2 separate regions of the Mus musculus genome follow, and region 1 is linked to region 2. The links are chromatin loops, found by intact Hi-C in ENCODE. Cell type or tissue: left cerebral cortex. All regions are shown on one strand.

Region 1 (8,000 bases), 48 kb before region 2:
AAGGACTCCAGTTGGGTCAAATGCATTGAATATGGAGACATCAATGCATTCATAAAGGTAATGAAAGAGTAGAAGAAAAAATTCAGGACTCATGAATATTAGACTGTGGTCTGCAGGCTGGACGCTAATGAAGGCTCAACTCCATTGACCCATTGCCCAGGGGCAGCTATTATCATTGAAATGCAGTCATGTAATCTAACGGTAAAACAATGCAGAAGTGGAAAGTGCGTGGAGATCTTAGAGGCAATGTATGTCTAACAGAGACGAGCTTTATATAATCCCCACAGTTAACACAAACCGCCTTGTTTAAGCTCCATAACAGCTTGCTGACTCTGTGCTGACAAATTAGTAAAGGCGACTTCTTGGCTGACAGCAGGGACACTTTCTTCCCGTGGCTTCCTTACAGATACTTTAAAAACGGAAGCTTAGTGACTAGCTTGTGTCGGGTCATACTTCTCAGTGAGTAATATGTGGTCACGGAGCTGGACGACAGGTTCATGTTTAGTTAGCTTAGCATTTTACAGGAGAAATCCAGCTGGGATGTTTTGAAAATAATCTTCAGGGACTTGGCTATGTTCTCTCTCTCTCTCTCTCTCTCTCTCTCTCTCTCTCTCTCTCTCTCTCTCTCTCGCTCTACTTTCTTTTGTTCCTCCTAGGTTTGGTCTGTTTAGGTATCGTGGAGTCTGACCTTCAACTCTCAGCAATCCTGCATCTTGACTTCCAGGCATTGGTAAGAGGCCCGACAAGCTTGCCCATCAAAACCACGCTAAAGTGGGATGGAAAGCCATCCCACTTTACATTCAGGTTATTTAAACTTATACAATAGCCTGGCAATTGTAAATTGTGTTATAAAGAAGTTTAAGCTACATTTAAGCTACAAAATACAGAAGTTACCCTCTACTGCTTAAAAAATTCTTTTTTTTTTTTTTTTTTTTTGCCCTCACGATAGTTATGTTAGAGGTGCGCCTATAGTGAAAACAAAACAAAACAAACAAATAAAATGACCACCATCCCAGGGCAGGTTAGAAAGACATCAGTCAGCAGTGGACATTCAGGGGAAGCCCTTCCCCCTGCCCCCCAAAGGTCTTGGCTTATTTTATGTGAATGAATCTACAAAACCAAATGGAAACAAGAATGTCAAACCAAACATTAAATCACTTGAGTTGAAATATGGTATAATTATTGACATGTATTTTTGTGTATTGACACCTACATCTGATTCTCTAAGTTTTGATTATAGTTCATATTTTGAACAAAGAATGGGTAGGAAACTTTACTGATGGATGTTTCCAGTATGATTGCTTGGAGTAAGTTGTAACATCTGGAGAAGAGAAAGAAACAGCAGAAGATGCAATGATACTGACTAGCATTCATTCATCCAGAAGTTCCAGGTATCAACAACTATGCTAAAGGCTCCATACTTACTGTCTATGTCAGAACTATGCTAAAGGTTCCATGAGTAGTATCTATGTCAGTCCTCTATCCGGTCAGAACCATCTTTTGCACAAATGAAAAACCGAGGCCCAGAATGGTCAAACACCTATCCCCATCTCCAGACCTGTACCCTCAAGCCTGAAAGAGGACACTTGTTAATCCCAGACACTGCACCACAGGAAATGGTGACATTCCCAGTGGGATAAGAAAATGCTCCTATCCAGAGGTCGAGGGCACAGGCCTGCTGCCTAGAAGTGAACATTGCGGGGATGGGGAGATGACTAAGTTAAGGAAGCACTCTCCACGCGGCTTGGGGACACTCATCCCCAGCATCCACATAAAATACACTTTGACCCCCAGCATCCACATAAAATAAGCTGGGTGGGATGGACCCCTGGGGCTCTCTGATCACAGCAAGCTCAAGGCATCTGTGAAACATCTCGTCTCAAAACATAGGGTGGCCAACTGGTGAGGAAGTGGCCACGGCCCTTAGCTTCCACCCGCACCGCACAGACACAAAGAACAGATGGATGCTTACAACGGAAGCCACCAACGCTTCTCCTCTCTATGCGTGGGTGTGAAGAAGCCAGAGAGCTACTGTGGCATGTATTATATTAATAACCATATGTTAATGTCCCTTTACTCTTCTAGCAAATTTTTAATTCTCTACCAGTCTCTAGAAATCTGGAGTAAAATGGACATGCTGGGACAGACAACCAATCCTGTTTCCTGCAGTGACAAGGTCCATGAGGTGGAAGGACAGGGATGAGGGGTGCCTAGTCTGCATGTTCCACACAGGGAATGGAGCCCATGTGACGGCTGTGAGGCAGGAATAAATACAGTCTAAGCTATTGTGCTTGCTCTTTTAATTAAAAAAAAGCCAATCCCCACTGCAAAGGTTGGACGTGTATGAGACTAAGTATGTCCTCACTGTATGAAGTGCATGTGAATGCATGTGTGTGCATGTGCTGTATGTGTGTGTGTTTCTTTCATTCAGCGGATAGTCTGGGTGACTTCAGTCAGTCTCAGAAATGTCTGTACCTATGATAAAGGTTACCTGAGAGGGAGAACAGGAAAGGAGTCGCTGTCTATGGGTCTCAGGTACATCTTGGGTAGGGGTAGCAAGCCTTCTCAGCAGCCCACTCACTGTGGGGCTGAGGACATTAATTCACAGAGGAACGGAAACTCGGTCCGTGACCTCTACCCAGGAAAACCTTTGACTAGCTCAGGAGTGGGACAGAGACCCCAACTCCATCTGCTGTCTCCCTGACCTGTTTGGCTCCTTGGTGGAAGGAGGAGCTTCCTCACAGACCATCTAACTACGGGAAGCCATGTCCTATCTCACTGCAGAGTCAAGGCAGAGGTGACTGATGGAGAGAAGAAACTGCTGGCTGGGAGCCTGGCTCTGTGGAGAGATTTCCAGGGCCAGGAGAAAAATGCACTAACGAGTTTAATAAAGACTGGAGGAGGACACCTGATCCACTTCAAGACAGCTCGCTTTCTTCCCTTCTGGTGAGTTCTAGAGTTAGATGCAAGAGATCCGGCAGATGTCAGGGGAATCTGTGTGGGACCGCAATCCAGAAACAAAACAAAGCCCTTAGAGGCTAGTGGCTCCCAGTCAGATTACATACCATGAGCAGAGTTGGTAGGGCTCCTTAAGTCCGTATGAAAAGTCAGTTTGTTTATGTTCTATTGATTTTATTATTTGAAAACTCAGTGGAAACCATAATTGTTTCTCTCTTGGAGACCAAGTGCTCATTTTACAAAAATGCTCTGATATTTTAGAGCAACTCATGTGTAACTATGAGCCACAGAGGATTCGGGCAACATTTTCTTTCTCCTCACAGAGGTACTGGCTGCCTCCAACACCCACTGGAGTTTTCATGAATAAAACATGGCCAAGCAACACCCCGTGCAAGGGGGGGGGGGTAATTTCCCCTGTAGTATGAAAGGAATTAGTGTAGTCAGTAAGAATGGAAGCTGTGTGTGAACCTCAGAGCTCTACCCAGGGTTCCCACCCAGGGAGGCTGAAGATAGCAGAGAAGACAGAATCCTAGTGTGAGAAGCAGGCCTGAGTCAGGAGAAGGCTGCCACATGGATTTAACCCTGCGACTCCGTAGTGTGTCACACGATCTCTTCCATAACAACCCAGACTCCATAAATACATAATAATAAATAAATAAAATCCCAGAGGTGCCCACCTCCAACCAAAGGCAATTTAAAGATGTAAAAAGGCTAGAGCAACCAGTGTTTTGTTATGATTGATACCTGAGATGATCAACTTAGAAAGGAGGACGGTTTATTCTGGTAGCTGTACAGGTTGTAGTCTGTGACTGGATGATCCTCTGCTGTAGGAAGAAGCAGCTGAGGCTTACAGTCAAGTCAGTCCAAACAGGAAACACAGACCCAGAAGGAAAGAAATTCTGTGTTTTGTAGAATGCAAACATGCACTCATTCACACGTGCCTGTGTTTAGCTGTGCCTGTCAATTTGGTGTCAGACACAGAAATCGTCCAAAGCCTTTGTATAGATATGGGAAGCCTGGGAGATACCAGGCACAGCTGTTTTGGTTATTTTAACCGATCTGATCATTGATGCAGAATATCCACTGTGACCACCGGCTTAAGATACCAAAGTAAAGTTCTGAAATAAAAACCCAAGCCCACTCTAGTGCCACACTACAGTAACACATTCTTTTTGTAGGAAGCCTGATATGAGATTTCTTAGTGTCAAAGTCACGGCACTATCTAGAGCTAGGAAGTGGTAGAGTAAGGGTAACTTTGTATATACATTTTTTGTTTGGTATATTCACTTCTGAAACCTGTTTCTTCAGACACATCAGAACAGAAGCTATAAGTTCGTATTTGGTTCTCTTCTTACGCCCTTCTGGTTGATACTGATAAAACCCCTTTATGATACACATTTATACCCCACCAACCCTGAATTAAGAAAGTACATTTTCTATCTTAATGATATATTCTGGGATAAGGTGAATGGCATCCTCTAGCGGAGGAAAACCCCACAAACATCAGGTTCTTGGGTTTTAAAACATCAATGCTTCCCAGCAAGGTCCCCCAAAACCACAGAGAATGACATAAACCACTGACCAGCAAATACCTGCCCAACAGTGGGTTGAGCACCCAGACTTGGAAAGGTTAGACTCTTCAGGTCAGAGGGTGCCTGGTCTAGACAGTCTAAATGTTTTCTCCAGCGTATCTTGCCCTGAAATACTTTGCCTTTCGACATGATTAAGTTCAGGGCTCAGTACTGGATTTTTCAATTTATATTCAACTTTTTTTTAAAAGATTTATTTATTTTATGTATATGAGTATGCTGTAACTGTCTTCAGGCACACTAGAAGAGGGCATCTGACCCCATTACAGATGGTTGTGAGCCACCATGAATTGAACTCAGGAACTCTGGAAGAGCAGTCAGTGCTCTTAACCACTGCCATCTCTCCAGCCCCCTACATCGGACTTCTTGTCAAATGAATGGGTATAGCAAAATTGCAATGTCTAAGGGGATGTTATCTCTATATTTGCCTCCACCACAGCGGTTTTAACTGGAGTCTATTTCATTTATCTCAGAAAGACTTCATGAAGAGCCAAAAGGCAATGTGAACAGTGTCATCTGTAAGATGCTGTAACCATGAAAGGCGTTCTGGAGGAGCTAGGTACCTTGTGGAATTGACACCCACATGTTCATAGTCCTTGTATGTCATTGGTGGGTCGCCAGAGAAAGCAAGAGCAATCTTAGCCACTCGTGTATTCTATCAGCACATGGATATAGGAATGACTTTCCAGAGAATTCTGGATGGCCTACAGTGTCCTCTTTGGACCGCTCCAGACCAGAAAACAACAAAGAACTAGAAACAGTTTTAAATCAAAAGTTATGATGACTTTATTTTAAATCTTAATACACCAAAAATATTTTTCAATGTTGTGAGATAAGCACTTGAAAATAAGAATTCCAACACTGCTGTGATTTCGCTGTGAGGCTTGATAGTGAATTTTCCCTCTGAATATGGGTTTAGGGCCTAGGAAGCAGAATGCCAGTCATTTTCCAAGTAGCAGTGAGCTAAGCCCAGCCCGGTCATGCTCAGACCCACACTTAACTGAAATATTCACACTAGGAGGCGGCACCACCAGGCAACACCTTGATCAACCAGGAGAACAAAAGTCTGAAGTGCCACCAAGCATTGGGGAAATGATATTGTTTAGATGCTAGTGAGTCAGGTTCTTTCAAATGTGTCCTAACTGGGTTGCAAACATAGTTGCATCCTTATTTGAGGACCAATCAGCTAGGACAACTTGACTATAATACAATTGTTTTGTGGGTGGACATGGACAACTGGTGAGTGACACAGAAATATCTGGATTTGGCTTTGCTTGACCTGCAATCAAAGTACAGCTTCCAAGACTTCCCCCAACCAACCACCTAGGCGCTGCACCCACCAGTACAACTCTAGGAAATGTTTGTGGGAAGATGGAAGCGTGGGTATCCATGCTCTGAGAATCCTAGTTTTCAAAGCATCTGGGGATGGGGACAATACCAGATTATACAACAGGCTTTTGGGTTTTCTATGATACTTGGAGCAGGTGGACTTTTAACTGGCCCTTTCATCTGTGGTTCCTGCTTTATGGCTCACGAATGTTTCTTCTAAGCACAGTCTGTCACAACAGGCACTGAGAATTCTTGTACAGGCACCGACATCTGTTTTGTGTCACTATCGGGTACAGAGGATGGCGGCCCAATGACTAACTAGGATAACAGAGCTTCATTCAGCGGGTTCAGACAAAATAGGACGTCCTTGTTTTATTAGATGTCACTTCAATATGCAGAGGTGACATATATGTTGTGAATTCTCACCCAAATCACTTTCTGATGGCTGGGATCTCAGGCACCAGGAAATGGGAGCTGTGTGATCATAAGCTGTAGATCACATGGCCACAGACTCTACTGTTGTCCCAAACTGATAGCAAAATAGCTGTTATCAAAACAAAGACTGGAAAAGGATGCATTTGAAGGCTAGAAAGTTCTGGGCTGTCATCATGATCTCCTCACAACTGTCTCTAGCATTGACACTTCACAAAGAACTGTGTCTAGACACCGATCCTGCCAATGCAACTCAGAGTGTGGTGGAGTCTGGGGGGTGGAGCCTACTCGGTCTCTTCTTCTAGGAACTCACTTGACACTGAGGCAATCCAATAGTCAAAGACCCATTACCTATGCCCGGAGGTTGTAGAGTGTGCCAGGGCTGACTTGGTGTCTGTATCTGGCAGTTCTTGAGCAAAAGCTCCTCTCGTCAGAACAAGATAGTAACTAGACACTCCCAGGTAACTGAGCAGCCTGGGAAGGTAGCCAGACTTCTGGAACATTCTACCTTAGTGTCATGGTGCCTTGTAACTCCGTGACAGGCTTATCTTACCATGAAGATATAAAACAAATGAACAAAAACAACAGTCTGTGGTTATCTTCTCTGGAAGTGTTTTCCTAGGCTCCTGTAGATATCCCACCCACATGAAACTTCTGCCTGAGCTACATTGGTCAATCGGTCTCATAAAGACAGCGGGAGGATTAATAAACCTGCTTTCCCCTGCAGCAATGAATATGGATTTCCCCTCCAGTCTTGACTTTCTATAGTGCAGAAGGATTAGAAAGATGGGGGGTTGGGAGGGGGGGAAGGGCACTGCTTGATCTAAATCAATACTTTGGCCTGGCATTGGATATAAATACAATAAATAAATAATAATGATAGTTGTTGTTTCTCCTCACAGTTGACACTAGAAGGTCCAGATAAAAATCTCCTACTGTGTGAATGGAGTGATTCTCACTAGAATTTCATTGCAAACTCAACACATTTGAGTTGATGCTCAGACCTAGTGACCGCACTGCGTTTATATGAAACCTTGGATTTGTGTTCATTCAATCCAGGAATTAAGTTTTCACCACACTGGGATTGGAATGCAGCGAGAAATCTTCAATAGAAAGATAATCTATTGCAGCATAGTGGGGCAGCTACAAAAACTTGCTTGCCCGGAATGTTCACTGACAGCAGTATTATCTACGTGGCAGTCAATTCTGGCAGGTTTTAGATGTGTCATAGGCCAGTGGTCCAGCCTCGTATCTTGATACAATTAGAGCAGCTAAGCTGATATGTTAAAAACTGTGTGCTGAGCCTATATCAGAATTCTGTGTTTTTAAAAAAACATGTGGCTTTTTCTTCCCATGGTGAACACTGGAATTGCCTGTAGCTACAGTTTAGCTGGTTTGGAAACTTAATTATTATATACTCATCCTGCGAATGAAAAGTCTAAGTTATTTTACAAGTGGAGAGAGCATGAAGCGAAGAACACTGAGACTAAAGTGCTTTGGAAGCATAGCTTAGTCGTTTTAAAGTTTATGCTTATGAGATTTCCATATTGTACCTGTATTCTATGGTAAATATCTAAATTAAACTGAACCGACCAGAGGAGCCTCAGGCTGGCCTTTTGATTAGACTCAATTCAACTGATAGGTGGCTTCTTGGTTTTCATTATCTTGCTCACTTTCTTCCATAAGGCAAGG
Region 2 (8,000 bases):
GATGTAGCGGTAATCTCTTCTTCATTTGCAAGTCAGGTGATGTTTGGGATATGAGTGGTGTGTAGCTGGGATGGATTCTTCAGTGTGGCTTCAAAGAAAAGCTTCTCAGAACTCCAGTTAGGACAGACGGTGCTGTTTTGGGGGGGGGGGGGGGCTCAGAAGGAAAAATGGCTAAGCACAAGGAAACTCAGTCTCTTTCCCCTGGAGAACTGGAAGGCTGATGTGCCTCGCATCCCCAGGGGCTTCCCCTCTCGGAACACACACTGCAGGATGCGTCAGACACCAACCGGTCCCACATGTGCCCACACATCACTATAGCAGTGGACAATTTTGCAAAGTCAGCTCTTTCCTCCCACCTTCACCTGGCTTCCAGGGGTCAATCTCCGGGTACACGGAACTCAGCAAGCTCCTTAACAGGGTCAATCTCAGGGTACATGGAGGTCAGCAAGCTCCTTAACGCACTGAGCCATCTCACCAGCCCCTAATGTTTGGCTTTACGACTGACTGAAAAGCACCTCTGGAAACCATTTTTTTTCTCTTTTAAGAAAGTATATCTTTCCTTGAGCCATGTTCATCCATAAAACAATTACATTTTCACAGGGTGGAAAACTATACAAGAAAACCGGGAAAGCAGTGTCCCAGTTGAGGGCAAGGCCTCTGCATGCATTAAGTCAACAACTGACAACAGAGGTTTTCCACGATCAACCGACAGGAAGAGGTCTTGACTACTTAAGGGCGAGATGTAATGTAAGCTGCTAGAGTGGCAGGGGAGTTACCTCAGGAGGTTAAGTGCCTGCTGGGCAAATAAAGGGACTGAGTTTCTGGACCCTTACTTCCCATGTAACAGGCACCATGTTGGGCTATGAGGTCAGGGCCTGGCAGGTGGGGTAGGAGGAGGATGGGTGGATCGCTCCCCTCAATGAGCTCAAGGTTCAGTGAGCACCTGTCTTAAAAAGCAGAGAGGCTGGATCATGGTGACATACTTGGGAGGCAGAGGCAGGGGGATTTCTGAGTTTGAGGCCAGCCTGGTCTACAGAGTGAGTTCCAGGACAGCCAGGGCTATACAGAGAAACCCTGTCTTGAAAACCAACAAAATGTAGAGTGGAGAACACTGATTGACCTCTGGGCTTCTAAACACACACACACACACACACACACACACACACACACACACACGGTAGAATATGTGCCACCAAACTCAAATACCCATATGCACATGACCACAGGAACATTTATATACACCAAACACCTGTGCACCTACAAAAAACACAACACATAACTTAATGGACACACTGCACAGATGTTTGTGTCTGTGTCTTCTTACGTAAACTGATTTGTTGTGTAATCTCTAGCTTTTCTAAAATCCTCTATCTAAAAAAAAAAAATTCAATAGGAAGTTATACAAGGATAAGAAATTGGTATTTCTATATGTAACACAATCTTTTGCTATTAACCAATCATTCTATTTACTTCCACATAAACTCTAACTTGCCATCCTTCAGATTCTCTGCTTGTTTTATTCATTACCACTGTGCTATTATTTCTCTTTAACACACCAACTAGAGCACTTAATCTCTTTTGTGTACTAAGTCATCATGCTTGTCACCTCGTCAACATTCCAATGAGTTGTAGATGTCTTCCTTAATTTCGAATGCCCTGAGTCTTATATCACAGAACTTCCCATAAGTAGCTCTCTGTTATACAAATAAATACATAACATATTGGATATTTAACAGCTATCATGTTGCTGTGTAGACCATCCCATTGATCCTAGAGCTCGGGACACAGAGCAGGTAGATCTAGGAGTTTGGAGCCAACCTGGTCTACAAAGTGAGTTCCAGGCCAACCACGGCTGGCTACACAGCAAGATCCTCTTTCTAAAGTAGAATCTTGCACTGGGGACATATTTTAAGAGAAAAGAAAATATATTAGTGGGTGGGATAATTTATGCTAAAGCTGACTCTGAGTCTGTGCTTCAAACTTACTAGATTCTAAATCTAGATAGCTTTAAAAAAAATGATGGCTTTTCCTTTCCCCGGTTGCTAAAAGTGTCCAGCAAGTTCCTGTAACCCCACTAGCTTTTTGTTTTGTTTTTTAACATTTGTGGAACGCTTGCTGTGGCTTCCCAGGCAGCTTCAGCAGTTCTACTGGGCACTGATGAGCAAGGCCGGAAAACACTGTCTATGTGCCCACTCCTTTGGGGCCTAACACCACCTACCATATTTTCTCAGTGTGACTATTAAAGTCAGCAGAGACATCGTGGACAGCAATAACTGACATCGGTGCTGTGAAGGAATGCACAGCCTGTCCTCTAATGGGTCCTCCTCCGCTGCCAGCAAAGTCAAAAGGGCACCCAAGTCAGCAGGGCAGAACGTGTTTCGGTAGGCAAGGGTTTGCCAAAAACAAAGCCGATTACTTTGATCAGCCTGAAAATGGAACGGTGTGATACTGTACCGCAGTAATTGGAATATTTTATTCAAAGAAATTTGTGTGTGTGTGTGTGTGTGTGTGTGTGTGTGTGTGTGTTGGGGAGCGGGGAGGGGCTGGCTCAAGGTAAAATAAAAGCACGAACTGGATGAATGGATGGCCTGACCTGGAGCTGTAGAGCCCACAGTGGAAGGCTTAAAAGTTGTCCTCTGGCCTCCACACCCAAACTCACACACAGACAGATAACACGCTCTCCCCCACACATACAACTGAAAAAAAAAAATCAGCACAAAAAGTCACAAGGTTCTGAGCTCAGGTGAAAGGGACCCACTTCAAGCCTTTATACTGAGAAAGAGATGCTAACAAAGGACGCTTCTTATTAGCCTTCTACAGGAGGTGTTTCTGAAAAAAAAATTTAGCTTTCTCCTTCCTATCTATTTATCATGGAAGGGGGGGGCTCCTGTACATATTTAATTACTTACTGGGGGGCAGTAAGGAGGGGGAGTCGCAGGTATCCATTCAGTTGATTCAATCAAAAGTTAAAAGGCAAAAAAAGAAGAAAAAAAGCCTTAAAAAACTGGGCAGTGGTGGTGCATGCCTTTAATCCCAGCACTTGGGAGGAGGCAGAGGCAGGCAGATTTTGAGTTTGAGGTCAGCCTGGTCTACAGAGTGAGTTCCAGGACAGCCAGGGCTACACAGAGAAACTCTGTCTCGAAAAAAACAAAACAAACAAACAAAAAGTTAAAAGGCCCATGATGTACTGGTAATTATCCACACACATTATCTGCAGTCCTGAAACTAGACAGCAAGCTGCTCGTTCTTTTCACGACCAGTCAGAAGGCAGCCAGTGCTGGCTGCGGTGGATTCGGCCATTCAGAGTAGAGTATTGGGTTACCACCTTTCAATGTTACAAAGGTGGTTCCTCTGCCTTGCACTGACAGGTGGAGGGCTTCTCCAAGGCTAACAAGGTGTGTAACACTGGTCTCCGCCTCTTTGCTATCAAGCTGGCGGACAGTAGGCAGATGGCCCAAACTAGCTATTGGCCAGAACTCAGCCCTTGATTCTATGTAACTGCAGTGGGTGAACCCAAATGACCTCTGGCAAATACCAGCTTCTTGACTGCAAGAAGCACGTCACCTTTTGGCCATTTCGAAACTCATGTTCGTAGGTTTTTAATATCTGCCCTTTGCCCGTGTACTCGCATAGATCCTTATGTGGACAGAAGTTGAAAGGGCAGTGAAGCTTCCAAGGTAACCCAGGTCACACAACCCAAGGAACTCTGGAGTTATGAAAGGGTCTGGCTGGTCTCTGGTCTACAAGTATCTGCTTTGTGCTCGCTGGATTTGGGAAGGGCAGAGAATCGGAACATTGGCTACAGCTGCGAGTCCTCCAGGAGCCCATCCTATCACAGAGCAGAGTGATCTGTATATGTGGTGACTAGAGACCTTTTTACCCTGAACGGCCAGTTGGGCTAGCAAGACAGTTCAACAAGGCACTTAGCCACTAAGCCTGACCACCTGATCTTTTCCTTCTCAGTCGCTCTTGATTTACTGAGGCAGACTCTCACTGGACCTGGAGTTCAGTGGTTTAGCTGGCCAAGCTAGCCAGCTTGACCCCAGTGACCCCTGAGCACAGGCATGAGAGACCTCATGCTACCACGCCCACTCGACTTTTCGACTTGGGATTCTGGGATGTGAACTCTGGGCTCCATGGTTGCATGGCAACTGCTTTGTCCACCGAGCCACTTCCCCCAGCTGTCTGTGGCCTCATAAGTTCAGGTTTGGCTTTGCAAGAGAAACCTGAGTGGAAAGAACAATTTATACGTTCAAGAGCAACCGAGGAGTCCATCCGCATCAACATTCGGCTTCCACATACACTCCCACCCCGGCTCTTTAAGAAAGCTGCCAAGATCATTTCTTAATTAGACAAGAGCTTGACTACAGGCACATTGATTCTGCTGCACGAGCAAGCTGGTTTTGCTCGGCATGTGCGGATTCTAGACAAGGACGAGGAAATTTTGAGTTTTCTTTTGAGAGTCAGCAGGGAGTACAGCTCACAGGTGGCTTTACGGCGTACAGCGCATGCTCAGACATAAAGCGCATGCTCAGAGCGAAGCTTCTGTGACACTGCAGAAATGAAACTACCAGAAGAAGCCCTCTATAGTGCGAACAAATGACACACGACTTTCAATCTAAAAAAATAAGGCTAAGTGGTTTTGTGACGAAAACAGGGTCTGTCACTGGGACCTGAGGCTCGCCTAATGGCAGCTGGCTAGTGAGCTGCAGGGTGTCTCTATTTCCCCAGAGTACACACCAGTCACTTCTGGCTTTCTACATGGACAATGGGGATTTAACTCAGCATCCCATGCCTGCTTGCATGGCAAACACTCAATGACTGAGCTATCCCGCCAGCTCGTGTTCACACATTCTAAGCACCTCTGCCTTAAGTATTTCTAAAAATAACCTACTGCCTACCCACAAAAATACCTCCGTGGATGTTAATAACACAGATTGTCTAGCTTTAAGATAATGCAACTGTACCACAAGTCAAAGCCAATTTTAGTTTATAATAAAGTTAAACGTTACTATTACCTATATAAAATTAATAACAATGAAAATAAAAGACTAGGAATTAAAATGAAGTCTTGGGGGAGGGGGATGTTGCAGATGTAGAACTCTCAGCTACTACTTCAGCGCCATGCCTGCCTGCACGTCACCATGCTTTCTGCCATGAAAGGTAACGCACTAAACCCCTGAACTATAGCTCAATTAAAGGCTTCCCTTTATAAGAGTTGCCAGTCATGGTGTCTCTACACAGCAACAGAAACCCTAAATAAGACAGCTTCAGTGGACCATACAAACTTCCATCTAAAACTAAGCCGTTGAAAGTCAACAGATGGTTCTACATCGAGGAATCGAGGCTTGGACTTGTGGTATCACTTAGGGATGAAACGGAAGCAAAAGCCTGCACTCTTATAGGAGAAGCCTAGCAGTGGCTGAGGCGGAGGCTAGATAAGCCAAGCTCCGTGTGTGTAGTTGGTTACAGTTCCAGGTCAGCACACTCCAGGTGGGAAGCTGGCAGCGAAGTGGATCTCATGCCGCACAGAGGTGTAAGTATATAAGGTTCAACACGTGCTTTCTGCAAACACACTTCGTATTTTCCAATGAGCAATGGGCACCCGGTCAAAGCTGACACTTCCTTACTTGTTCTGGTGTTTAATCCTGGGTCGGACGTCTCCACCCTGTGTGTCAATGGTGCTAGTTTCTGGACTAAGAAAACTGCCACCTAGATTCCTAAGCAAGACACAAAGTCCTCAGCAACATGGCGATATGATTTTAAAAATCCAAGAAAGGCTAGATAGATGGGGCCGGGTAAATATGAGATTGCTGAGCAAGATAACCCACTTGGGGCCTCCAACGTAACACCAATTTTTTTTTTTTCATAAAAAATAGAGTATCATCTTCCATTATTTGACAGATCTACTTCGAGGAAAGGATTATAGATGTTTCTTTTGAAACTGAATTGTACTTTGCAAAAGGTTGAGGGTGTTTTTCTCCCAGAAAAGAAAGTAAATACTTGTGAATATCAAATATTAGTACTGTGTTCTGTATTTCCTTAGGGACACACAACTGCTAACTGACAGAAAGCTGACTGGTGGGTACCTGGCACTGAGCAGGGTGAGGGATGATTGTACAGGGGCTCTGTAAACTGATTTAAAACCACTGAAACAAATGTCTATCAAGGTAGGATTAGCACATTAGAATATTTCCAAACATTGAACTAATCTATAAAGTTGTCTTCCCACGGAGCTTTAGAGACAAATGTTTTGAAACCGGGCATGGTGGAACTCTCTTCCTTCTTGACAGCTAAATAAGAGTATTCAGAAGTCCTTGAGTCTTCCAAGAGACTGCCCCATACGATGGCTCCCGGGCAGGCTCGATGAAGGCTCACCTTGACTCAACTTCCCCCCCACCAGCACAGTTCAGCCTTGCTTTTTCCTCCTCATGACAATGGAGACAGCCAAATGACAGAGCTGCAGCAATGACAACGTAGGCACAAGTGGCTGGCTGGCATGCCTTTGAGAAAGCATTTGAAAACATGTTCACATTGACGACACACCCTTTTGTGGGTGTGTGTGAGTCTTGGTCCTCTGCTTCTCTGCCTTGGTCTGACTCAGACCTGCTCCTGCCAGTTGTCATCTTGAATTGTGAGTCAACACTCGAGAAAGAGAGAGTGAGAGACAAGGGAGATTGCATGACACCATCAGTGAGGTTTCAAGGTCTGCATTAGGTTACATGGACTTGTGACTGAAACACACCTTGTGAAGGAAATCCCCACCTTCTAATCAAGGCCTGGCTTCTTGATTCTTCATGATACCCAGAACAACGTAAATAAAACCCTGTCACAAGAATTCTGTAGTAATCACCACATACACTCAAGCTCGTGCACACACACACACACACACACACACACACACACACACCCCACTACACAATAACATCTATACAGCCTCCTATAAAAACACTGACTTGACCTAACCCACGGGAAAGAGCAAGAAAACAGAACTCAAAACTCTTGCACACATTTCCTGGGTATCTTGGCCTTTATTAGTTCTTAAGTTAGTCAAGTCAGAGCATATTAGAATCAACTTAAGAAAAGCCCAGGATGCAACCTCTGCCACCACCACCCCCCACCACCACCACCAAGGAAAAAAGGAAAGGACAAAGGTCCCATGAAAACCCTTAGGAAAATGAAAGTAACACAGTAATAAGTGATAAGTAATAAGTCAAATCAACCAACAGCTTGGCCATCATCCATTCTGGCAGTTGACTTGAAGTGGAACTGTATCGTGTGAGCTGAGGACAGTAATCCCTCCACGTACTCACCGAGGCTCAACCTGTCTAAAAGGCCCCAGGCATCTTAGATCGGCATATGAGAACATCACGTGCAATCACTTTGAGGTATCAAAGGCAGCTCCGTGCCTGTATTTGTACATGAGCTGTGTGTATGCAAACATAGGTGAGCGTGCACTTCGGTTCACACCAGAATCAAGATTGTTAGCAGCTGAACTCCCACTTCTGGGCAGAAACTCCATTTGCAGTTTTGTTTTATTGGTATTTGTTCAGTAATGGAAGCTTCCTAACTCATTAGCATCTGCACCTTGGACAGTGAAGCAAACACAATGAAACACTTAGGAAATGTCTGCCACAACACCGCTCCTGTTCCCGTGGGCTGCTCTGGGCTTTGCGCTGATTCTGATTTCTGTGAGCATTATGAGACAACATGCTTGGCAAAGGAGTTCGCATGTGGATTATTTTTAACCTGAATTATTCAAATTGTTTATGTTGATCAAAACCGGCTATGGGATTTCCAAATCCCCACGTCACTTTAGGGACAGATAAGCAAGCTTTTCTCTGAGAGCTGCCTGTTTTATAAACATGATGCATATTTTCCAGAATTATCAGCAGCAAATCTAACTTACTGCAGTGTGTGTGAACACAACAATATGAAGAATGGATGTAACGGATTTACTTTATTTATTATAAAATATTTATTAAATACCCATTTAGTAA

The links. A loop is a pair of places that touch in the nucleus more often than their neighbours do. Peaks named below come from ENCODE experiments on the same cell type or tissue, not always from the same donor. Only the 100,000 strongest peaks of a DNase experiment are listed, where the experiment ranks them.
Region 1: a loop joins it to region 2, with 2.3 times the contacts of the local background. A loop is called at or near these places in 3 of 42 quality-filtered maps.

What each region holds. Positions count from the first base shown.
Region 1 is chr3:129,635,804-129,643,803 of GRCm38, reverse strand. It overlaps Elovl6 (ELOVL family member 6, elongation of long chain fatty acids (yeast)), which reads right to left. Exons shown (of 5, transcript NM_130450.2): 5 at 5,309-8,000. Among named protein-coding and RNA genes, the nearest start is that of Gm35986, 110 kb to the right of the region's middle. In left cerebral cortex, no CTCF peak of the experiment used is centred here; DNase peaks (open chromatin) are centred at 321, 1,982, 2,998 and 3,352; H3K27ac peaks cover 1,379 bases.
Region 2 is chr3:129,587,535-129,595,534 of GRCm38, reverse strand. The region is part of intron 2 of Elovl6 (ELOVL family member 6, elongation of long chain fatty acids (yeast)); the gene reads right to left. Among named protein-coding and RNA genes, the nearest start is that of Gm35986, 59 kb to the right of the region's middle. In left cerebral cortex, no CTCF peak of the experiment used is centred here; DNase peaks (open chromatin) are centred at 2,145, 4,520, 6,549, 7,625 and 2 more places; H3K4me3 peaks cover 730 bases; H3K27ac peaks cover 1,082 bases.